Linked DNA regions of Homo sapiens: all the other regions are linked to region 1. Evidence: read pairs that join two places in POLR2A ChIA-PET (ENCODE). Cell type or tissue: Caco-2. All regions are shown on one strand. Region 1 overlaps TEX14 (testis expressed 14, intercellular bridge forming factor). Region 2 overlaps PPM1E (protein phosphatase, Mg2+/Mn2+ dependent 1E). Region 3 overlaps PPM1E (protein phosphatase, Mg2+/Mn2+ dependent 1E).

Region 1 (8,000 bases):
TGGGATTACAGGCGTGAGCCACCACGCCTGGCCTAAAACTCAGTTTTCAAAAATTACTGAGTGGCCAGGCGCGGTGGCTCACTCCTGTAATCCCCCACTTTGGGAGGCCGAGGTGGGCGGACTAGGAGGTCAGGAGACCGAGACCATCCTGGCTAACACGGTGAAACCCCATCTCTACTAGAAATACAAAAAATTAGCTGGGCGTGGTGGCGGGTGCCTGTAATCCCAGCTACTCAGGAGGCTGAGGCAGGAGAATTGCTTGTACATAATACATATTATGTGTGTACAGATATATAGCACACATATCTCACACACACACACACACACACACACACACACACACACAGAATCAAACCAACTACATGACCAAATTATGACTAAATCAAAGACCCCAAATAAGTTGAGATGGAGAAACACAGCCCCTCAGTACAGAATGTTATTTGGAGAGTTCCCTTACGTGTGGGGAAGGGCAGCAACAGGCACAACTATTAATCTCAGATCATGGCTGTTCCTGCCAACTCAGGTGTGCTGTCCTAAGACATGCCCCTCAGTTTGTGAGTCTCACCTCATCTCTGAATTTCCAACCATCACTTTGCCTCATGGGAGTCAAGGAAGGAAGGGTTGATGCTCAGAAATATGAGAGTGACATATATACTCAATAATTTTTAAAAGCTGAGTTTTGTTACATAAGTTCACAAAGCAGTTGTGACTGTTAAAATGTCATTAATGTGACCGGGCGCGGTGGCTCACGCTTGTAATCCCAGCACTTTGGAAGGCTGAGACGGGTGGATCACAAGGTCAGGAGATCGAGACCATGGTGAAACCCCGTCTCTACTAAAAGCACAAAAAAATTAGCCGGGCGTGGTGGTGGGCACCTGTAGTCCCAGCCACTCGGAGAGGCTGAGGCAGGAGAACGGTGTGAACCCGGGAGGCAGAGGTTGCAGTGAGCCGAGATGGCACCACTGCACTCCAGCCTGGGTGACAGAGTGAGACTCCGTCTCAAAAAAAAAAAAAAAGAAAAGTCATTAATGTTGGCCAGGCATGGTGGCTCACACCTGTAATCCCAGCACTTTTGGAAGCCAAGGCAGATGGATCACCTGAGGTCGGGAGTTCAAGACCATCCTGACTAACATGGAGAAACCCTGTCTCTACTAAAAATACAAAATTAGCCGGTTGTGGCGGTGCATGCCTGTAATCCCAGCTACTTGGGAGGCTGAGGCAGGAGAATTGCTTGAACGTGGGAGGCGGAGGTTGCAGTAAGCCGAGATCACACCACTGCACTCCAGCCTGGGCAACAAGAGCAAAACTCCGTCTCAAAAAAAAAAAAAAAAAAGTCATTAATGCCAATGTAACTGAATCTAAATTTTTTTTTTTTTTAAGACAGAGTCTCACTCTGTCACTCAGGCTAGAGTGTAGTGACATGATCTTGGCTCACGGCAACCTCCATCTCTTGGGTTCAAGCAATTCTCCTGCCTCAGCTTCCTGAGTAACTGGGACTACAGGGATGCACCACCACGCCTGGCTAATTTTTTGTGTTTTTGGTAGAGATGGGGTTTCACCATGTTGGCCAGGCTGGTCTTGAACTCCTGACCTCAGGTGATCTGCCTGCCTTGACCTCCCGAAGTGCTGGGATTACAGGCATGAGCCAATGTGCCAGGCCACTAAATGTCTTACTCAACACCCTGAGTTGTGGGGAGCCAAATCCATTCACTCCTGAAACACACTGGCCCTGAAGCTGCATTTCTCAGCCACAAAGCTCTGCAATAAAAACCATACTAACTCTATTTAGGCCAGGGGCAGTGGCTCATGCCTGCAATCCCATCACTTTGGGAGGCCGAGGTGCTGATATCACCTGAGTTTGGGAAGGTGGAGGCTGTGTTGTGCCACTGCACTCCAGCCTAGTGAGAGTGAGACCCTGTCTTAACCGCTCCCCCAGCAACAACAAAAAAACAACAGCAAAAACCCAACTCCACACTATTTAGTACAATTGCTGATTTAGGACAATTGCTGGATTACCTTCATCCACAAAGTGTGACCCAGCCCACCTCGGTTATACTATATAATCTCATTATTGAACTACCTTCCTAATTTTATTCCAGAAGGTTTGATTTCACATGAGGAAAGTAATACTTTGGCTTTCAATGGTATCCATGAATGCCAGGCTGACCACAGCTCTGAGGCCTCTATGATTATTTGTGCCCCCTCATGGCTCTGATATCACAGGTACTAACAGACCCTTTTTCCTATGCTGGGAGAACTCCATTTCTGATGACCACATTGTCTACTCCAGTATTTTTGCCATTCATATTCTTGAATTTCTTTGCTGCTAATGATGAAAAACACCTGTTCTCAAGTCATTACTTACATGTAGCACATACTTCTCATTTACTGACAGCCACTTAAATGTTCAAGGTCCAGTCCGCTGGCCTAGCCACTGGGGATACTAAGAGGAATAATGCAGAGACTGAGTCTGCCTGCAATAAATAAGATCATAGTCTGTAGGGAAAACAGACTTGCCAGACCTATAAAAAGTTCAGCAGGGCCACATTACGATTTTGAAGGGCCCATACTTTTGCCTTTGTGTGCCTGCCTCCTCTGATAAAATATATACATTTCCATTAAAATATATGTTAAAAATGCTATCTTATGACTGCATTGATTAAAAGATGAATATATTATTATATATGACATTTTCTTCCACCTAAAAATTCATTTTTTTCTTCTGATTTTTAAAAGAAGTGCCCCTAGGCAGTGTGCCTGTGGTACGTAACAGATAAGGCCACCCTGGGTTCAGTGGCACTGAGTGGATCCCAGGCAGTTTGGAAGGGCTGAAGTATAAGTTTTCCAGGTAGATGAAGAAGGGCAGGGCAGGGAAGTGCATTCCAGGAAGAGCAGGCATGTAAGTTTGTGGAAGTAATACAGCAAGGCTCTCTGGAAACTTTAAAATAAGGAAACAGATTAAGTTAGAGCACTGCTTGTCCAGTGGAATATGATGTGGGCAACATTCGACATATTCAGTTGAACATTTTTAGTAGCTATATTATTATTTTTATTATTTTATATTTATAGAGATAGGGTCTCGCTATGCTGCCCAGTCTGGTCTTGAGCTCCTGGTCTCAAGCCATCCTCCTGCCTCAGCCTCCCAAAGTACTGGGATTACAAGCATGAGTCATCAGGCCCGGCCCACATGAAATTAACTTTATTATCATGTTTTGCCTGGGTGCAATGACTCATGCCTGAAATCCCAGCACTTTGGGAGGCTGAGGCAGGATGGCTTGAGGCCAGCAGTTGAAGATCAGCCTGACCAACTTGCCTAAACCCTGCCTCTACTAAAAATACAGTTAGCTTATTGTGGTCATGCGTGGCTGTAGTCCAGCTACTCTGAGGCTGAGGCATGAGAATTGCTTGAACCTGGGAGGCGGAGGTTGCAGTGAGCCGAGATCGCGCCACTGCACTCCAGCCTAGGCAACAGGGTGAGACTCTGTCTCATAAAAAACAAAAAACAAAAAAACCCACAACTCATTGCGTTTACCTCACTAAAGTTCCTAAGCATTAAATGATAGCAAGGTACAGCTTTAAACAGTAAGCAACGGTAACAACCCTGCAACCCCAAAGCATTCTTAAGAACCAAAAGAAACAATGAAAAAAAAAAATAAGGCTGGGCGCGGTGGCTCACGCCTATAATCCCAGCACTTTGGGAGGCCGAGGAGGGTGGATCACATGAGGTCAGGAGTTCAAGACCGGCCTGACCAACGTAGTGAAAACTCGTCTCTACTAAAAATACAAAAAACTAGCCACGCGTGGTGGCGGGTGCCTGTATTCCCAGCTCTACTCAGGAGGCTGAGGCAGGAGAATCGCTTCAACCTAGGAGGCGGAGGTTGCAGTGAGCCGAGATTGTGCCACTCAACTCCAGCCTGGGAGACGGCGAGACTCTGTCTCAAAAAAAAAAAAAAAAATTGGGTGCCATGGCTCACGCCTGTAATTCCAGCATTTTAGGAGGCTGAAGGTGTGGATCACTTGAGGACAAGAGTTCGAGACCAGCCTTGCCAACATGGTAAGACGCCATCTCTACTAAAAATGCAAAAATTAGCCAGGCATGGTGGTGCATGCCTGTAATGTAATCCCAGTTTCTAGGGAAGCTGAGACACGAGAATAGCTCGAACTCGGGAGGTGGAGGCTGCGGTGAGCCGAGATTGCTCCACTGCACTCCAGCCTGGAAAATAGAGCAAGACTGTGTCCCAAAAAAATAAATAAGGCAAAACCTAAAACAACCAAAGAAGGCTGAGCGCATGAATTCGGATGCCACTGCACTCCAGCCTAGATAAACAAAGTGAAACAAACCTTCCACGGCAAAAAAAAAAAAAAAAAAAAAAAAAAAAAGCAAAAGCTAATACACAACTAACAAAACTTGCATTTCAACTACCACAACCAGCAGCAAGTGCGAACGCAATCTCCCGCTACCACAAATTATACACTGTAGTTACCCACATTTGGGGAAATCGTAGGGATCAGCACAAAGTGCAACGAATAAGCCACACACAGGGAAAAACCACCTCCATAATCACAGTATTTCTCCTGACAGGTAATTATGAGGTACTTGCGTGACCCCAGCAATCCCCGGTGCCGCCCACATCATTGCAAGTGCGGGTAACTCCTGAAATGACTCTAATTGGACTTTATCCACATATAGTGAACAAAATAAACAGATTTTTTATACTATATCTTGGTGTTGGTAACAGAGTTGTGCAAATCCTTCCAAGGAACGCGTTTCCAAAATGCAGTCTTTAATCTACATACTCCACCTCCCGGCGTGACGTCATGCATAGGCCTGGCTGGTCAGAGAGCGCAACTGCGTTCTCATCTCGGCCCGCTTCCAACCAGCAGTTCCTTCTCCTGCTCGCGTCAATGCAAGTGACGTCTGTCAGGCCATTTTCCTGACAAAAACGCACCACCTCACTACTTTTGGCGTAGCCTAAGGCCTTCGGATCTCCCTGTATGGAGAGTTTCCTTGAGCTAACAGACGTGAATGAACTTTTAGTCACGGGATACCCACGCTGTGAACCACCCCGGCATCATTTCCTCTTATTCCAAGAAGGGGAACAGGGCATGCTAGCAGGCTGTACTGCAGAGTGGAGGGTTTTGGAATCCAAGATCTGGACTGCAATATAGCGTTCACAATGCAAGACTTTCGATGAGCTTATGGCCTCAACTTGTTCCTCAGTTTGTAAAACCTGCATTACTGTCCTTGGAGGAGTTTTTGTGAAGACTAAAACAAATACATTAACGAACAGCTTAAACCTTAAAGCATAATTATAACATGTGAGTCAGGCAACCCAATAAAAACCCTAAAGCAAACCAAGAAATACTAACAGCTAACATCTACTGTTTACCATGCATCTGGACTTTATGGTTAATCCTCACAACGTTGAGGTAGGAAATGGAATCATCCCCATTTCATGGATAAAGAACCTGAGGCATGACAAAGATTCTTTGCTGGCCGGGTGCAGTGGCTCACGCCTGTAATCCCAACACTTTGGGAGGCTGAGGTGGGCGAATCACTTGAGGTCAGGAGTTCGAGACCAGCCTGGCCAACATGGTGAAACCCTGTCTCTACTAAAAATACAAAAATTAGCCGGGCATGGTGGCAAGTGCCTGTAATCCCAGCTACTTGGGAGGCTGAGGCAGGAGAACTGCTTGAACCCGGGAGGCGAAGGTTGCAGTGAGGCAATGAGCCGTGATCATGCCACCGCACTCCAGCCTGGGCGACAGAGTGAGACTCTGGCTAAAAAAAAAAAAAAAAAAAGATTCTTTTCTTGTTTGCTTGGCCAAACCTTATTCAGGCTTCTGAACCTTCTCATAGGCCAGTCTGTGCATGTTCTTGTAAAATCCAGTTTTAGTAAAGGAACCCTGCTAAGTCAATTTAGCTGAAACCCAAATTCTCCAAATCTGATCAGGTTCCTCATCCTGCACCACCCCCCAGGTGATATCTGATCACCCCAGCCTGTCTTCAGCAAGAATCCTGTTAGATCAGTTTAGCCAGAATTCCTCTTACCCCTGATGTTTCCTCTTGGTAATTTTCTAACCACTGACCTCCACACTGCTCCTTGGCTACAAATTCCCATTTGCCCATGCTGTACTTTGGACTTGTGCCCAGTCTTTCTCCTCCACTACAAGACCCCATTGCAGCGGTCTCTATACCTATCCTGATGGTCCTGAACAAAGTCATCCTTACAGCAAAAAAGTGCACCTCTCCCAGCTACCAAAGCCTCTTCTACTGATGTGCCTGGAGGAGCTGCAGTAACTATAAACCCCTGCAAATGTGGAGGAAGTAACTGGAGCCTGGGTCCAGTCATGACTGTCTACTGAATCATCTTAGCCAATGCCCACTGAAGGCTCAGGGTGCTCCCAGCACAGGGAGAAGAACTTCACACACCTTAACTCATTTAATCCACTCAACAATTCTACAGAGTACACAATATCTCCATTTTGCATATGAGAAAACTGAGGCCAAGGGAGGCTGAAATGTGCCCAAGTGGTAGAGAAGGAATTAAAATCCATGTAGTCATCCCCAGAGAGGACTTCTTTTTTTTATTTTTATGCACACACAGACAAGGGTGACATCTACAGAAAATAATCTGGATCACCCAGAAAGCATGTGGCATCCTAGGTGAACTGCTATGCGAGGTAACTGGCCCAAGGGCTCTAGTCACCCACCCTAACATCCTACCCAAAGGCCCTGAGGACTGGGGGGTCAATATATTACATCACACAGTTTGAGAAGCTGTAGGGTGGAGACATTCTGGCAAGTGAGTGTCATTTGTTCCGGGTATATATCAAATTAGAAAAAAAGGCTGAGAACCACTGTTCTAGGTAGGCATAAAAAATGGAACCTGGCAATTATCAACACTGTATGAATGGAGGATTAGGGATACATCTGTATTGTGTAAAAAAGGGGGAGACAATGCCAGGCACAGTGGCTCATGCCTATAATCCCAGCACTTTGGGAGGGTGAGGTGGGCAGATCACCTGAGGTCAGGAGTTCAAGACCAGCCTGGCCAACATGGTGAAACCCCATCTCTACTAAAAATACAAAAATTAGCCAGGTATGGTGGTACACGCCTCTAATTCCAGCTACTCAGGAGGCTGAGGCAGAAGAATGGCTTGAACCCAGGAGGCAGAGGTTGCAGTGAGCCGAGATCATGCCACTGCACTCCAGCCTGGGCGAAAGAGCGACACTCTGTCTCAAAAACAAACAAAAAAAAAAACAGGAGGGGGTGTGGAGAGGAGTTTGTCATATTTGCTGAAAGTCACCAGACGATGGCTAAAGAATGTAACAAGCCAGCTGCTGGGCGTGGTGGCTCACGCCTGTAATCCTGACACTTTCGGAGGCCGAGGTTAAGTGGATCATTTGAGGTCAGGAGTTCGAAACCAGCCTGACCAAAATGGTGAAACCCCATGTCTACTAAAAATACAAAAATTAGCCAGGTGTGGTGGCGCATGCCTGTAATCCCAGCTACTCAGGAGGCTGAGGCAGGTGAATCACTTGAACCTGGGAGGCAGAGGTTGCAGGGAGCTGAGATCACGCCACTGCACTCTAGACTGGGCAACAGAGAGAGACTCCGTCTCAAAAAAAAAAAAAAAAAAAAAAAGCCAGCAACAGCTTGAGACTTCATTGAGGTTTAGCAAGAAGCACCCTCATGTGAATACATGTTAACAAAATGTCAGGAAGGAGCATTGGTGCTGCTCTAATCTAATGTTACTCCCTTGCCCAAAGCCCTTCAATACTCCTTACTGCCCTCTGGATAAAGCACCAACTCCATCCCACGCTCCTTGAGGCTCTGCATGGGCTGGCTCCATAGCTTTTCCAGCCTGCCTGTACTGTCCACCATACCGCCGTGGCAGCCACAGCTACAGCCGCAGCCTCTTTCCAGCCTCAGAGCCTTTGCCTGTGTAGTTCCCCTTGCTTAAAATGTTTTTACCCTGCCTCTCCTGACAAATCT
Region 2 (8,000 bases), 210 kb after region 1:
TAATCAAGCCTCTTTTTATAGAATCCAAAACTACAGCTCTTACTCCCTCCAAGGCCTTCAATCTTAGAGGGTATTGCTTAAGGTTTGGGACAGGTTTTGATGGATCTATCTGGATTTTGACTGGAGGAGCTAAGATAATTTTCCTCATATCAGTGGAGAATTTTGACTACAGCTAATTAGGCACTACTTTTAAGAGCGCTTCTAGTTCTTTATTATTTAACAATTCAGTATCCTCTATGGCAATATAAATTGCAATTAAAAGGATCAGATTTGGAAAAATTTTTGTATCTCACAATTTTGTTTTACCTTCTAATTCTAAATACACTTCCCCCTTTTGAGAAGAGTATGGCTATTATATAATTTAAAACATTTCTCCTTATCAAATGCATGGGGGCTGAGGGAACTAAGAGGAAAACATGTGTTCCCTCTAGGGAACCTAACTGAAAAACTATAGGTTGAGATTGATATGCTGTTATAGGAGTATTTGTTACACCCACCATCTGTAATGGTTTTTGACTCCAAGGAATAAGACTCTGTAAGAAGGTGGGATTTATTATTGATAATGCAGCTCTGGTGTCATTAAGAGCTTGTGTTTGGGGCCAGGCGCAGTGGTTCATGTCTATAATCCCAGCACTTTGGGATGCCAAGATGGGTCGACTGCTTGAGTTCAAGAGTTTAAGACCAGCCTGGGCAGCAAGGCAAAACCCTGTCTCTACAAAACATACAAAAATCAGCCAGCCATGGTGGTGCACACCTGCAGTCCCAGCAACTCAGGAGGCTCAGGCTTGAGTTAGGGAGGCAGAGGTTGCAGTGAGCCAAGATTGCACTACTGCAATTCAGCCTGGGTGACAGAATGAGACCCTGTCTCAATACAAAACAAAAACAAAAACAACGTAGGCCCTCGCTAACAATATTTTTCAAAAAAAAATTTTTTTTAATTTTTAAAGAGCTTGGTTTGTTTTCCATTTAAAGTTATTTCAGTTACTCCTAAGGTATTAGTGAGAAGAGGGAAGTTCCCTCTTTTGATTTCCTCAGGGCACTCCTATTCTTCCTTTTCTTTGGACTGTTTTCATTCTTTCCATTTTAATTTTCTACAATCCTTTTTGAAATGTCCAGGCTTTTTTTTTTTTTTTGCAGTCATTGCAATGCAGGAGATTGGGTCAGTTTTGGAGTTTAAAAAGGCTTTTTAGGGGTTTTAATTGGTTGGACAATTGTTTTAATTGTAAACTCATAACCTTATTTGGTTTTCTTCCCTGTTTAACTTCTCTTTCCTTTTCTTCCTTGGTTAGGGTATGGGACCTAGGTCCCATAGGGTATGGGTACGTTCAGCAAAATAAACTAGATAATGAGTTTGAGGATAACTAACTGGTGCATTGTTTCTTTATTATAATTGCTAATTCTTAATCTAATCCATTTATAAAGTTTAAGTTACAAGGCCAGGCACTATGGCTCACATCTGTAATCCCAGCACTTTGGGAGGCCAAGGTGGGCAGATCACCTGAGGTCAAGAGTTTAAGACCAGCCTGGCCAACACAGCAAAACCTTGTCTTTACTAAAAATACAAAAAAAATTAGCCAGGCATGGTGGCGTGTACCTGTAGTCCCAGCTACTCAGGAGGCTGAAGCATGAGAATCACTTGAACCCGGGAGGCAGAGATTGTGGTGAGCCAAGATTGTGCCATTGCACACCAGCCTGGGTGACAGAGTGGGACTCCGTCTCAACAACAAAAGTTTAAGTTATAGGAAGTATCATTTTGGTGGTTAGTATAACTTTATTCTGATAGGCCTGAATATTTTTTAATGTTTTTTCCCCAAATCTTTCATAGTGTGACATCAAAGGCTTGATATAGTTTGGATATTTGTCCTGTCCGAATTTCATGTTGAAATTTGATCCCCAGCGTTGGAGGGACCTAGTGGGAGATGTTTGGCTCATGGGGGCAGATCATTTGTGAGTGGCTTGGTGCCATCCTCACAGTAATGAATGAGTTCTCATTCTATTGGTTCCCATGAGAGCTGATTGTTAAAAAGAGCCTGGCACCTCCCCTCAATTTCTTCCTCTCTTGCCATGTGATCTCTGCACACCAGCTCCCCTTCTCCTTCTGCCATGGGTGGAAGCAGCTGGAGGCCTTCACCAGAGGCAAATGCTGGCACCATGCTTCTTCTTGTACAGTCTTCAGAATTGTGAACCAAATAAACCTCTTTTCTTATAAATTACCCAGTCTCAGGTATTCCTTTATAGCAACACAAAGACAGACTAAGACAAGGCTCATGAAAATTTTGTTGATGTTGTATTTTGTTCCAATCAACCACTTTTTGAAAAACTAAGGGGATAGCATCTAGTAAAGCTTTGGCAGTGTTGCAGGCCCATTCACAATCTGCTTCAGAACATTTATGGAAGTTCTCTGAAGAATTTCTCTAATGTGCCTTTGCTATCCTATTTGGCTTTATCAAAGATGAACGAATTGATATAAGTCAGAGAATCTGGGATTGAAAGTTTGAATGTTTAATTCAAATTCTCTAGCAAATCCAATAGAATCCTGAAGAGGATTAGGAAATTATTTAATTATGCCTTTAAGTTCTACCTTTGAGCATGGTTGATAAATCAAGCAGGTTCTCTTCTACTAGACACACAGGGTATTCCCTAAATGGAGCCAGTACAGCATCTGGAGGAGGAGGAGGAGGAAGGGAAGGTAGTCTGATAGACAAGGAAGTTCTGACAATGAGGGACAAAGAGAAGAAGGAGCTGAAGGAGAAGAAGAAATGTCAGGGTTTTTCAATTCAAAATTATTTTAGACAATTTTTTCATTTCCTCTTTCAAAGAAATGGCTTTATCAGAAAGCTTCTAAGTACCATTGAAAATAGCTCTCCCAGTTATTTTGTTTTATTTTAGAGCCAGCTTTTATTTTGGATTCAGGGGGTACCTGTGTATGTTTGTTATATGGGTATATTGTGTGATGCTGAGGTTTGTGGGTACAAAGGATCCCATTACCCAGGTAGTGAGCATAGTACCCAATATGTAGTTTTTTAGCCCTTGCCCACCCCCAAGTAGTTCCCAGTGTTAATTTTCCTTCTGTTATGTCCATGTGTACCGATGCTTAGCTCCCACTTATAAGTGAGAACATGCAGTATTTGGTTTTCTGTTCCTGTGTTAATTCACTTAGGATAATGAGAGCTGGATTTTTAAAAATTGAGTATGCAGAGAAACTAGTTTAGGTATTTCAAAGGTACCCCCATTTTGGCCACTGTAATTTGGGGTCATTGCAAATTATGCATGACTAATTTTCTAAATATTTACATGAAGATGTGCCGTAAGTATTAAACATGAATCCAGCTTACGTTTCTAGTGGTGGATCTCTTCTTCAGGAGGAATACTTGGTTTTAGATGCATGATTACCCAGACTTTAGATTTTCCTCTTGAATGACCAAACAACTTAGATAGGAGATATTTTGGATTAAGTGTGCCGCCTGTGGGAATAGCCCCTCAAGGTGTCACCCTTGTGTTGGTTTTTCCCTTTTATGTGTCTTGGTGATCCCAAGAGGCTTGGGTGCTTAAGGCAGTAGGTGATCAGCTGTTATGTGTGTTCATTTAACTTTATGGTTTTTGTTTGTTTGTTTTGCTCTGTCACCCAGGCTAGAGTGCAGTGGTGTGATTACAGCTCACTGCAGCCTCGAATTCCTGGTCTCAAGTGATCCTCCCTTATTTCAGCCTCCCAAGTAGCTGGGACTACAGGTGCACACCACCACATCTGGCTAATTTCTTATATATTTTTTGTAGAGATGGAGTCTCACTGTGTTGCCCAGGTTAGTCCTAAACTCCTGGGTTCAAGTGATCCTTCTGCCTTGGCCTCCCAAAGTGCTGGGATTATAGGCATTGAGCCTCCGTGCCTGGCTCTGTATGCTCTTCTTAAGGGTTTTCCTGTAAGACTGTTTCATGTCATGAACAATGAGCTCCAACACTCCCACAAAGACCTCGGTAGCCTAAGGTGCCTTTCAGTTGGCAAGAACAGTGTCTCTCATCTTTGGGACTTATTTTGTCCTCATAAAGAGCCTTTTGTAGTTTTAATTACTCAAGAAGAAACTTTAGGCCAGGCACAGTGGCTCACACCTGTAATCTCAGCACTTTGGGAGGCTGAGATGGGTGGATTGCTTGAGCCTAGGAGTTTGAGATCAGACTGGACAATATGGCAAAACTCCGTCTCTACAAACAATACAAAAAATTAGCCAGGTGTGGGGACGCACACCTGTAGTTCCACCTATTTGGGAGACTGAGGTGAGTGAATCATTTGGACCTCGGAAGTTGAGGCTTCAGTGAGCCATGATCATCGATACTGCACTCCAGCCTGGGCAACAAAGGGAGACCCTGTCTCAAAAAAAAAAAAAAAGAAGAAGAAGAAGAATATTTATATTTGTCAGTTGTCAGTTGAACTGAGCTTCAGAATCTGGTTAGTTTTAAAGATTACAAATTTTGCTTAAGTCACAAAGATTCATTTCCTCTTTTCAAAGATAAACTGTTTTCTCCCTGACCAAAGTTTCAAATGAGATAAAAAGTTATAGAAATGCTAATGAGGCTGGGCGTGGTGGCTCACGCCTGTAATCCCAGCACTTTGGGAGGCTGAGGCAGGCAGATCACCTGAGGTCAGGAGTTTGAGACCAGCCTGGCCAACACAGTGAAACCCTGTCTCTACTAAAAATACAAAATTAGCTGGGCATGGTGGCACGCACCTGTAATCCCAGCTACTCCAGAGGCTGAGACAGGAGAATTGCTTGAACCCAGGAGGCGGAGGTTGCAGTGAGCCGAGATTGCACCACTGCACTCCAGCCTGGGCCATAAAGTGAGAGGCTGTCTCAAAAAATAAGTAAAAGGAAAATAAATAAATAACAAAATAATGTTTAAACCTCTACCAAGCTGGGAGGTTCAGACCCTGAGAGATGCCTTACTAGATATTTCCATTAACTTCAGCAAGATTGGGTGAATGAAAGTAATTTGTGTTGGTAGCAGCGTTCCAGTTGTCAGCAAAGTGACAGATATCACTGGAGGTCTGCTTTGAGTCCCTTCATGGTGACCAAAATGTCAACCTTAAATAATGAGATTCAGAAAATATGATAAAATATAGGGTTTATTTAAACACAAAGTATGATCTGATCACTGTCCATTTGTTTTTGTGGGCTGGTTGCTGAAGGGTCAGAGTTCTGTCTTCATGTATAGTCTGGTCATTGTCCATTTGTATATCCTCCAGTCCCTTGCTACTAAAAACAAAAATGACAGCCACCTGGGAAACACAGACCCCAAACACGTGGGAGCAAGTGTTCCAAAGTGGGGAAGTTGAGTTTCCATTTATATAGGCAGTTAACAGGGTTGTAACATTTTTCCATACAAGGTCAGTCCATATGTTATATGTTATAGTTTGTTACATTTCAAGGAAGTGATTGGTTACAGTTTGTTACATTTCAAGGAAGACTGCCTTAACATTCAGTGATCGGGGTGATAATTTGAAGAGATCTTGAGCTACAAGGCTTTTCCTAGTCATTTACAGTAAAAGCAGAACTTGCAGCGGCATGCTACTGGCTCAGGTCATAGAACCACATTCCTCTCAAGGCTCAAAATTATCTAAAATTCTGCCAGCTTTAAATTTGAATTACTCAGTTTCACACCATCATAGGCCTAAGCTCACATTTTATTCAAAACAACTTCAATGTAGTATAGATAAATTTTCATAACTCTTTGTAAGTTGATATGATTTATCTCTTTAATATTAACGAAATTTAGGAATTACCTTCTGATGTTTGCTGCATATATATGCACAGATTGATGGCAAATATTTTATTGCACTATTTAGTTCTGTATTATACTATCAACATTACTGTTTTTCTAAAATAAAGCAGAATCTTTTCTTTGTTTTAAAATGATCTCAGTTCCCAAGGAAGAAACTACACCAATTTGAGTCTGAAATATCAAACATTGAAGAATACAAAATTTATTTTCTAAGCAGTGAAAAACCATGTATCTAATGAAGCAAGTTGGTTCAGATGGTGTAGCTGGCAAACAGGACAAGAGCTACGTAGAGGTAGCAAGACTGAAACTTGATCTTGGTTGGAATGGAACAAAATGCTCATAGTATTATTATTATTATTATTATTATTATTATTATTATTATTATTTTCGAGTCAGGGTCTCACTTTGTCACCCAGGCTGGAGTGCAGTGGCACAATCATAGCTCACTGCAGCCTTGATCTCCCAGGCTCAAGTGATCCTCCTGCCTCAGCACCCCCAAGTAGCTGGGACTACAGGTCCGCACTACCATGCCCAGCTAATTTTTTTTTTTTTTTTTGTAGAGATGGGATTTTGCCATGATGGCCAGGCTGGTCTTGAACTCTGAGCTTAAGTGATCTGCCCACCTTAGCCCCCCAAAGGGCTAAGATTATAGGAGTGAACCACCGTGCCCGGCCTAGTGTTAATTTTCTTTTTGCATGATTTTTACACTACTATGAAAATAAGCAAAGTCCACCCAAATGAGAACCAACAGAATTCATTTATTGAAATCTTGCTATAACAAGGAAGTCAGCCAACATCGCTTTCGTTGGGCAGACTCAAAAACGAGTAGGCAAGTTTTATAGTGAAAAAAATACGTTAAGGTATGATCTAATTGGAGGTTGTTGGCATGGAGAAGTTGAAGGCCAGCTATCTAAAAGCAGAGCATCTTAGGGAATTAATTCAGGAAACATAGTTGGCTTTCTGTGGTTGGCCTTGAGTTGAAATCATGCAGGGGTTGGGGCACAAAAATAGAGAAGCTGGTAGTCATTGATCAAATCCTCGCTGTCCTGGGGTGATTGCTGCCAAGATTGTAATTTGGATTTGCAGGCTGGTTGCTGAAGAGATTGTAGGTCAGAGTTCTATCTTCATGTATGGTCTGGTCATTGTCCATTTATATATCTTCTAATCTCTCACTACTGAAGAACAAATAAAAATGATTTGTGTTTTATAATTTTATGGAAGAATATATTCATGTAGCTTTGAGAGATTTGAAGATTCTAATAGTTACAGAAATCTTCCCAGATGAAAATTATATTTTATGTCTGAGAATATAAGATGAATTATGTTTATACTGTAAGATATCTTTGCAAAGTTCTTGTTACAGTAGAAGTAGATTCTGGACCTCAAAGATATATCAGTTACAATAATAATATGTACTTATGGGGTCTTTTGAGAAATTATAACCTGGTTTGTACTACCTCAGAAAGATTGAGCATTTTCTCCATGACTTATTGGATAATTGGGACTTTTAAAGATGTAAGAAAGAAAGTTACTGGTATATCACCACTGGAAACTCCTCACATTGCAATTTTCTATAGAGGAAATTTGTTGGCTGTGATGAATATTATATTTAAGTTTCTACAGTTTTTTAAATTAAATTTTTATTTTGAGAAATTTTCAAACAGAAATATTTTATATAAAAATTATACAGCATCAATAGATAAAGCTGAAGTATCCTTTATCCTCTCCCCTCCTGCCCCATTTTCTGTCCCCTTTCTTCCTGTAAGAGGCAACCTCTCATGAATTTGGTGTGTGTCCTTTTAACTCATAAAATCATTATTTCTAAAAACAATGTAATTGCCCTTACTTGGCTAATTATAAACACAAATATGGAAGTTTTGAAAGACTTACTTTCTAGATTCTTTTAGATTAGTAAATTATTATAATAAGCCTGAAAAACAGAACATTATTCACCAAGTAATTCAACCAAGTAACATATATTCTGTGTTAAATAGCATATTGTCTTTGTATTGGTATTAATGTATCTAATTAGTGGCAGGCATCTAGGTCTCTCAAGGAAGGAAGAAGGAGAATTTGGGGAAAAGAACCAATGAAAGAAAGCACAGATTGACACTTTGAGAAATGTGTAAAAAATGAGTCAGAGGTTTTTCTCTTGATCTTGGCTGAAAGTATAGCTAGGTCTCAAGTTTGCTTTGATCTTTTTTTGCCTGGCCCTTACAGAAGCAATG
Region 3 (8,000 bases), 99 kb after region 1:
TGGAAATACACACAAGGTATTGCCCACCCAAGAAGTTCACCTAAACTTTAGTGTGTCTGGAGTTTGTGTTTTGTTTTTTAAAGAGATGGGGTCTCACTATATTCCCTACGCTGGATTCAAACTCCTGGCTCAAATGATCTTCTTACCTCAGCAGAGTTTTCATTGAGATTTATTGATTGTTTGCATGGTTGAACTCAGTTTCCAGTCTCCCCTCTCCAGAGGTTAGGCTGATACTATGTGGTTCAAGGGACCCATCATGAATAGTAAGAATACTCATATTACTCCAGAAATTCCAGGGGCTTAGAGGTTACCTCCCAGGAGCTGGGGGCAACATCTGGACCTCTCTTTGGACAAGTTTTTTACTCCACATCCTTCATCACCTATCTCTCTTTTGCCCTCTAGATAAAATCCAAAGGTAAGGGCTTATAATCTTACTTCATTAGTTTTATTTCTGGAATCACTATCCACCCACTTCATCCCAGCTCTACCCCTCCAGAAACTACACTTCAGCTATATTAAACTAATGTATTTCTTTGAAGGTATTGTGTTATCTTTTGCCTCTGCACCTTTGCACATAGTATATTTTTCCCTCTGCTTGGAATACTATGTTCCCCCAATAGCCACTCCCAACACAATCCAATTTCTTACCCGTTTTTTAGTTCTCTGTTTAACACCTCTTCCTTGAGGAAGCCTTTGCTTACCGTCCTCACACTCATCATGAGTTAGGGGTCCCTTCTACGTTCCTTTCCATAATACCCAATGCCATTCCTCTTGTAAGTACTTGGTTTAATTTATTATTTTTTGTCAGCAAATATTTATATCTCCGTCACTAGACCAGAGGTCTCCAAAGTCAATTGCACCTAAAATACTTCATTTCGGCAAAGGAAGAAAACATTATCATCTGTTTATTTGTGTATAACATACGAAATTAAGTGCTATAAATATTTGACATGTTTATTGAGATTGGCAACTTGTTCTGTATGACGACTGATTTCATGTGAAGCATGGTAAGTGTGGTATTCTGAGGGAGTGCAAATTCCACAGCTTATGGGGGTTGACCGTGGCATCCTTTCTCCAATTTTTAGGCCATTACAAACTATTACAGTTTATCTGTGCCTGAGTAAATAGATTTATGGATTATATTTCCTGGTTTTAACAAAATTAGCCCTCATGAAATGGAAAATTGGCTTTAAAAGTTCCTGTGAAGATGGCTGGGCTTGGTGGCTCATTCCTGTAATCCCAACACTTTGGGAGGCTGAGGCAGGCAGATTGCTTGAGTCTTGGAGTTCGAGACCAGACTGGGCAACATGGCAAGGCCCCGTCTCTACAAAACTTAGTTCAGCTACTCAGGAGGCTGAGATGGGAGGACTGCTTGAGCCCAGGAGGTTGAGGTTGCAGTGAACCATGATCATGTCACTGCACTCCAGCCTGGGTAACAGAGTGAGACCTTGTTTCAAAAAAAAAAAGTTTCTATGACAAAATCATGAGTTAAACATAATATTGATAATGCAAGTGTAAGAAACATAAAAGTTAAGAGCTTATAGTTCTCTCACGCTTACTACATATGAATTTGTATGGTCAACATATGTGTTTAAAAAATTTGTTTTGGGCCGGGCGCGGTGGCTCACGCCTGTAATCCCAGCACTTTGGGAGGCCGAGGCGGGCGGATCACGAGGTCAGGAGATCGAGACCATCCCGGCTAAAACGGTGAAACCTCGTCTCTACTAAAAATACAAAAAAATTAGCCGGGCATAGTGGCGGGCGCCTGTAGTCCCAGCTACTTGGGAGGCTGAGGCAGGAGAATGGCGTGAACCCGGGAGGCGGAGCTTGCAGTGAGCCGAGATCCCGCCACTGCACTCCAGCCTGGGCGACAGAGCGAGACTCCGTCTCAAAAAAAAAAAAAAAAAAAATTTGTTTTGGTAACTAGCTATTTTGAGGTTAAACTTAAAACAAAATTCATGTTGATCCATGTAGATCTAGTTCTTTCATTGTAGCTACTGTATATCATTCTATAGTATGATTATACTATGATTTATCCAATCTCCTATTGATGGACATGTCAGTTGTTTTTAATTTTTACACATATATTAAGTTAATACTGACTGCTCTAATGGATACATCCCCAAATCTCAAAGGCTTAACATAATGTTAGTTTATTTCTTGCTTATATAGAGTTCCTTCAGTGGAGAAGGAGGAGCTGTGTTCTGTGAAGTCATTAAGGAACCCAGGCTGATGGAGACTCTGTCCTTTTTAACCTGTGGTTTCCAACGTTGCTCTAGGCATCAACATTTATCCAGCAAATATAAGGGAGTAGAGAATGGTGTTTGAGGTTTTTAAGGGCCAGTCCTTAGAAGTGGCATATATCACTTCTGTTCATTTTCCATTGGCTAGAATTCAAGTCATATGACACCACCTGGGACCTACATTTCCTAAAAAAGGGGGCTGGGAAATAAATTGCTGGCTTGGCAGTTAATTCCAAGAAACAACTCTACACTATGGACAAAGAGTACAAAATCTTGGTGGGTAGCTTGGTGGCTCCTGCCCTACAGATAATGCTAGTTTGGACATGTCTCCTTGTGCATATGTTCCTAGGTTTCTTGGGTATGTTTCTAGAAGTGGAAATGTCAGATTGATATAAGTACATTTTAAATTTATTAGGTATTGCCAAATTGTTTTGTCCAGCAGTACTGTATGAGGAGTCTGATTTCTCTACGTTCTTGCTACCATTTGAACTGCCATACCGTGAAGCTTGTATTTTAACACAGTTGTGTTCCATTATTGCTACTGAACCATGTAGGAAAGAATGCTTATAGCTGAATATGATCTTGATTTAGGGCATTTTAGAAGAGGGCATTATGATTCCATAATGATTTATAAGATCACTAAAGAAACATTACCATTGTTGTCTTTTATGGATGCCTAAAAGTCTAAACTGCCTAAAGTCCAATAGGAATATAATATGAGCCACATATAGTTTAAAATTTTCTATTAACCACCTTTTTAAAATTAAAAAGAAACAGGTGAATTTAGTTAAAAAAACTTATTTTAACTCAATATATCCAAAATATTACTATTTCAACATGTAATCCATATTAAGATATTATTAATAAAATATTTTATATTTTTATACCAAGTTTTTAAAATCCTGTGTGTACTTTACACTTACAGTACATCCCAATTTGGAGTATCACATTTCAAATACTTAATAATTATATGGGGCTAATGGCTACCATAACAAACAATTTTGTTTTAGATTTGCTATTTTTTAAAAAAACCACAACTACAACAACAAAAACTTTAATTCTGTAACACATATCTAACCATTTTTAATTAATATTTAAAATTAATGAGGAAATATAACATTTCATATTAAATTAGAGACTGGCATTTCATATTGACATTAGAGCCACTTAGCTGGGTGCAGTGCCTCACCCTTGTAGTACCAGCACTTTGGGAGCCAGCCTGTTGCCCAAGCTGGAGTGCAGTGGCGTGAACACACCTCACTGCAGCCTCAAACTTCTGGGCTCAAGGGGTCATCCTGCCTCAGCCTCTCAAGTAGTTGGCAGTACAGGCATGTGCCGTCATGCCTGGCTAGTTTCTTCTCTTTTGGTTTGTTTTTTTTGTTTTTGAAACAGAGTCTCGCTCTGTCACCCGGGCTGGAGTGTAGTGGCTCAATCATGGCTCATTGCATCCTTGACTTCCCAAGCTCCCAAGTAGCTGGGACTACAAGCACATGCCACCATGCTCGGCTAATTTTTATATTTTTTGTAGAGATGAGGTTTCGCCATGTTAGCCAGGCTGGTTTCAAACTCCTGGCCTCAAGTAATCCATCCACCTCAGCCTCCCAAAGTGCTGGAATTGCAGGTGTGAGCCACCATGCCCAGCCTACTAGTTGTTTTCTTTCCAGGTTTGTATAGGCCTATTATCATCATCATCTTTCTCTTTATTATTATTTTCCTTTTCTGCTCTCCCATGAAAGGTAGAGGATAAGGGAAGAAAAAGAAGAAAGTATTCCATTCCCACATCCCTTTAGGTTGGCTTCTTATTTTATGTTTTTGTTGGTGTGTGTTTATTTTGCTTTGTTAACATTTTCAACTAGCTATAGAAACGTTTGCAATTCTTATTACTGATTAGCATTCCAAAACTTTGTAATGAACATTTTTCTTTCTTTCTTTTTTTTTTTTTTTTTGAGACAGGGTCTCGCTCTGTCACCAAGCTGGAGTGCAGTGACACGATCTCGGCTCACTGCAACTTCCAACTTCCTGGTTCAAGTGATTCTTTTGCCTCAGCCTCCCGAGTAGCTGGGATTACAGGCACGCATCACCATGCCCAGCTAATTTTTGTGTTTTTAGTAGAGACGTAGTTTCACCATGTTGGCCAGGATGGTCTTGAAATCCTGATCTTGTGATCCTCCAGCCTTGGCCTCCCAAAGTGCTGGGATTACAGGCGTGAGTCACCATGCCTGGCCATTTTTCATGGATTTAAAACAGTATCCTCATGTGAATTATTTGAGAATATTGTGAACAATGACAAGTTTGAAGTATAATACTATATGAAGAGTAATGAACTGTTTAAAAGATTGAGAGTATTCTTAATTCTTCATGTATATTTTCACTGAATACTCTGGTGTATAGCTCTGAGAAAGACTAGTTCATTACTACCTAGCGTAGTTTAAGAAAAAAAAAGAACCAAAAGAATAATCTCCTGGTTAGAAGTATGAAAGATAATTTTTTTCCTGGTGACTTGATTCCATAATGATTTATAAGATCACTATAGAAACATTACCATTGTTGTCTTTTATGGATTAAAGTATTTGACCTGCTTTTTACCACAAAGCACAACCTCTGGTCTTTAATATTTTTGTAGTTTCTTTTTTTTTTTTTTTTTTTCCAAGATGGTGTCTCGTTCTGTTGCCCAGGCTGGAGTGCAGTGGCCCAGTCTCGGCGCACTGCAACCTCCGCCTCCCAAGTTCAAGCGATTCTCCTGCCTTAGCCTCCCAAGTAGCTGGGATTATAGGTGTGCACTACCACACCTGGCTAATTTTTGTATTTTATTAGAGGCAGAGTTTCACCATGTTGGCCAGGCTGGTCTGGAACTCCTGACCTCAGGTCATCCACCCTACTTGGCCTCCCAAAGTGCTGGGATTACAGGTGTGAGCCACTGCACCTGGCTTATTTTTGTAATTTCTGTTTTTTTTTTTTTTTTTTTTTTTGAGATGGAGTCTCGCTCTGCTGCCCAGGCTGGAGTGCAGTGGCACGATCTCGGCTCACTGCAACCTCCGCCTCCCAGGTTCAAGCGATTCTCCTGACTCAGCCTCCTGAGTAGCTTGGATTACAGGTGCGGGCCACCACACCTGGCTAATTTTTGCATTTTTAGTAGAGACAGGGTTTCATCATGTTGGTCAGGCTGGTCTCGAACTCCCGACCTCATGTTCTGTCCGCCTCAGCCTCCCAAAGTGCTGGGATTACAGGTGTGAGCTACTGCACCCAGCCTGTAATTTCTTAGTCACATTTTTCTATGTTGTGAATCTAAATACAAAAACTAAGATACTAGTAAGCCTGTTTTTTTGAGAAGTATATTGTACTATATGTGTGTGTATACACACACACACACACACACACACACAGTAAAAAATACTAAAAGGCTAAAATGCTAAAGGGCAAGAATTAGGTTGTAAACATGTTCTTTATGCAATCTAATATGTTATTACATAAATATGAGATGACAATCATTAAATTCAGCTATCACTGATTTTGCAAAAGGAATGATCTCTTAAGTTCTGAGATTTGATTTCTGGCAACTCTGAATATTTATTAGTTCAAAGTGGTTCAAGGCAGCTTATAAATAGTTTTATTTATTACTTGGAAAGATATTGGTCCTATTATTCACAATATACTTATATATAATCAGAGAAACAAAAATATTTTCAGCTTTTTCGGGGTCACATGGAAAGTTAACTATAATCTAGAAACAATTTTCAGTGTTTCAAAACAAAAACAGTTTTGTGTCTAATAAAAACCCTTTGCCCAGGATATTCTCTCATCTTGGATTGATAAGTATCTTTCTGTAAGAGTTAACAGTGTAAACTTGCAGAGGGTCAGCATTGTCTACACCCAAAATAACAATTGTACAAGTATGAATAGTAGACACCTGTTCCTGTTTCTCTTGCTGCTGTGTACTATATTCAGTGAGACCTCGTTTAGGCATTGTTTTATATTTATTACCTCTTTTAATCATCATAAAAATATATGATAAAGATTTTTATCATTAACCTGTTTTGCAGATGAAAAAGCTGAGGCACACAGAATTTAAAGAACAAGTTTTCACCATCAGCAGTGTCACCAGGACATTAACCTAGGCAGTCAGACTTGGGAGATTATAATTATGATGTTCATTTTATGATTCTCATGCTACATTACAAACATTTCCTACGGGGAAAAATTTCAATGCAAATGTAGAAATTGAATTTTGATTACTGCCATTTGCTTAGCTCAGGCTTTTATCACTTCTTGCCTTGATTACCTTAGTAGCCTCCCAACAAATTTCCCTGACACTGGTCTTTTTTCCTTTTAATCTAGCTTCACTGGATTTTCCAGCATTATTGAACTTACTATGGTTCTCTTTTAAAATTATTTATTTATTTATTTATTTGGAGATGGAGTTTCGCTCTTGTTGCTCAGGCTGGAGTGCAATGGCACGATCTCAGCTCACCGCAACCTCCGCCTCCTGGGTTCAAGTGATTCTCCTGCCTTAGGCTCCCGAGTAGCTGGGATTACAGGCATGCACCACCACGCTGGGCTAATTTTGTATTTTTAGTAGAGATGGGGTTTCTCCATGTCGGTCAGACTGGTCTCGAACTCCCGACCTCAGGTGATCCGCCCACCTCGGCCTCCCAAAGTGCTGGGATTACAGGTGTGAGCCACCACGCCCAGCCTAAAATTTATACTTATTTATTTATTTAGAGACAGAGTCTCACTCTGTTACCCAGGCTGGAGTGCAGTGGTGCGATCTTGGCTCACTGCAGCCTCCACCTCCTAGGTTCAAAGGATTCTCCTGCCTCATCCTCCCAAGTAGCTGGGATTACAGGTGCCTGCCACCTTGCCCAGCTAATTTTTTGTATTTTGAGTAGAGATGGGGTTTCACCATGTTGGCCAGGCTGGTCTCAAACTCCTGGCCTCAAGTGATCTGCCCGCCTCAGCCTCTGAAAGTGCTAGGACTACAGGCATGAGCCACTGTGCCCTGCTATTTTTTAAAATAGAGATGGCGGTCTCTATTTTGCCCAGGGTGGTCTCAAATTCCTAGGCTCAAGTGATCCACCCACCTTGGCCTCCCAAAGTGCTAGGATTGTAGGTATGAGCTACCTTGCCTGGCCCTTACCCTGATTCTCTAAAGATACGTTATTTCCTGTCTTTCTGCCTTTGTAGATGCTGTTTCTTCTCCAAAGAGCATCCGCTTCCCTGACTAACTAGAATAAACCTTCCTTTGGAGGCGGATAGGGTGGTTGGATTTTTATTTTATCTTCCACCCAAAAAAGTATCTTGTTCAGGCATTACCTATAGATAAGAGCCGTCTAAGGGTTTTGCACCAAATATTTCTCTAAACTCTTGCCTCTAATGAAAGAAAAGAAAAAGTTAACAATTATTGCTGTTTATTTTTATTTTTATTTTATTTTATTTTTTGAGACAGAGTTTCACTCTTGTTGCCCAGGCTGGAGTGCAATGGCACGGTGTTGGCTCACCACAACCTCTGCCTCCCGGGTTAAAGTGATTCTCCTGTCTCAGCCTCCCAAGTAGCTGGGATTACAGGCATATGCCACTATGTCTGGCTAATTTTGTATTTTTAATAGAGACAGGGTTTCTCCATGTTGGTCAGGCTGGTCTTGGACTCCCGACCTCAGGTGTTCCACCTGCCTCAGCTTCCCAAATGGCTGGGATTACAGGTGTGAGCCAATGCGCCTGGCCTATTGCTGTTTATTAAAAACATAATTTAGAATCCAGAAA

The links. Peaks named below come from ENCODE experiments on the same cell type or tissue, not always from the same donor. Only the 100,000 strongest peaks of a DNase experiment are listed, where the experiment ranks them.
Region 2: POLR2A ChIA-PET joins it to region 1 with 5 read pairs; 3 of 35 experiments call an interaction of 5 or more read pairs at or near these places.
Region 3: POLR2A ChIA-PET joins it to region 1 with 8 read pairs; 7 of 35 experiments call an interaction of 5 or more read pairs at or near these places.

What each region holds. Positions count from the first base shown.
Region 1 is chr17:58,662,108-58,670,107 of GRCh38, forward strand. The region is part of intron 1 of TEX14 (testis expressed 14, intercellular bridge forming factor); the gene reads right to left. The region is part of intron 1 of IGBP1C (IGBP1 family member C); the gene reads right to left. It also overlaps the pseudogene RNU1-108P. Among named protein-coding and RNA genes, the nearest start is that of IGBP1C, 26 kb to the right of the region's middle. RefSeq lists an enhancer at 7,229-7,278. In Caco-2, no CTCF peak of the experiment used is centred here; DNase peaks (open chromatin) are centred at 4,854 and 7,354; H3K4me3 peaks cover 537 bases.
Region 2 is chr17:58,867,451-58,875,450 of GRCh38, forward strand. The region is part of intron 1 of PPM1E (protein phosphatase, Mg2+/Mn2+ dependent 1E); the gene reads left to right. Among named protein-coding and RNA genes, the nearest start is that of PPM1E, 120 kb to the left of the region's middle. In Caco-2, no CTCF peak of the experiment used is centred here; no DNase peak of the experiment used is centred here.
Region 3 is chr17:58,761,008-58,769,007 of GRCh38, forward strand. The region is part of intron 1 of PPM1E (protein phosphatase, Mg2+/Mn2+ dependent 1E); the gene reads left to right. Among named protein-coding and RNA genes, the nearest start is that of PPM1E, 9.2 kb to the left of the region's middle. In Caco-2, no CTCF peak of the experiment used is centred here; no DNase peak of the experiment used is centred here.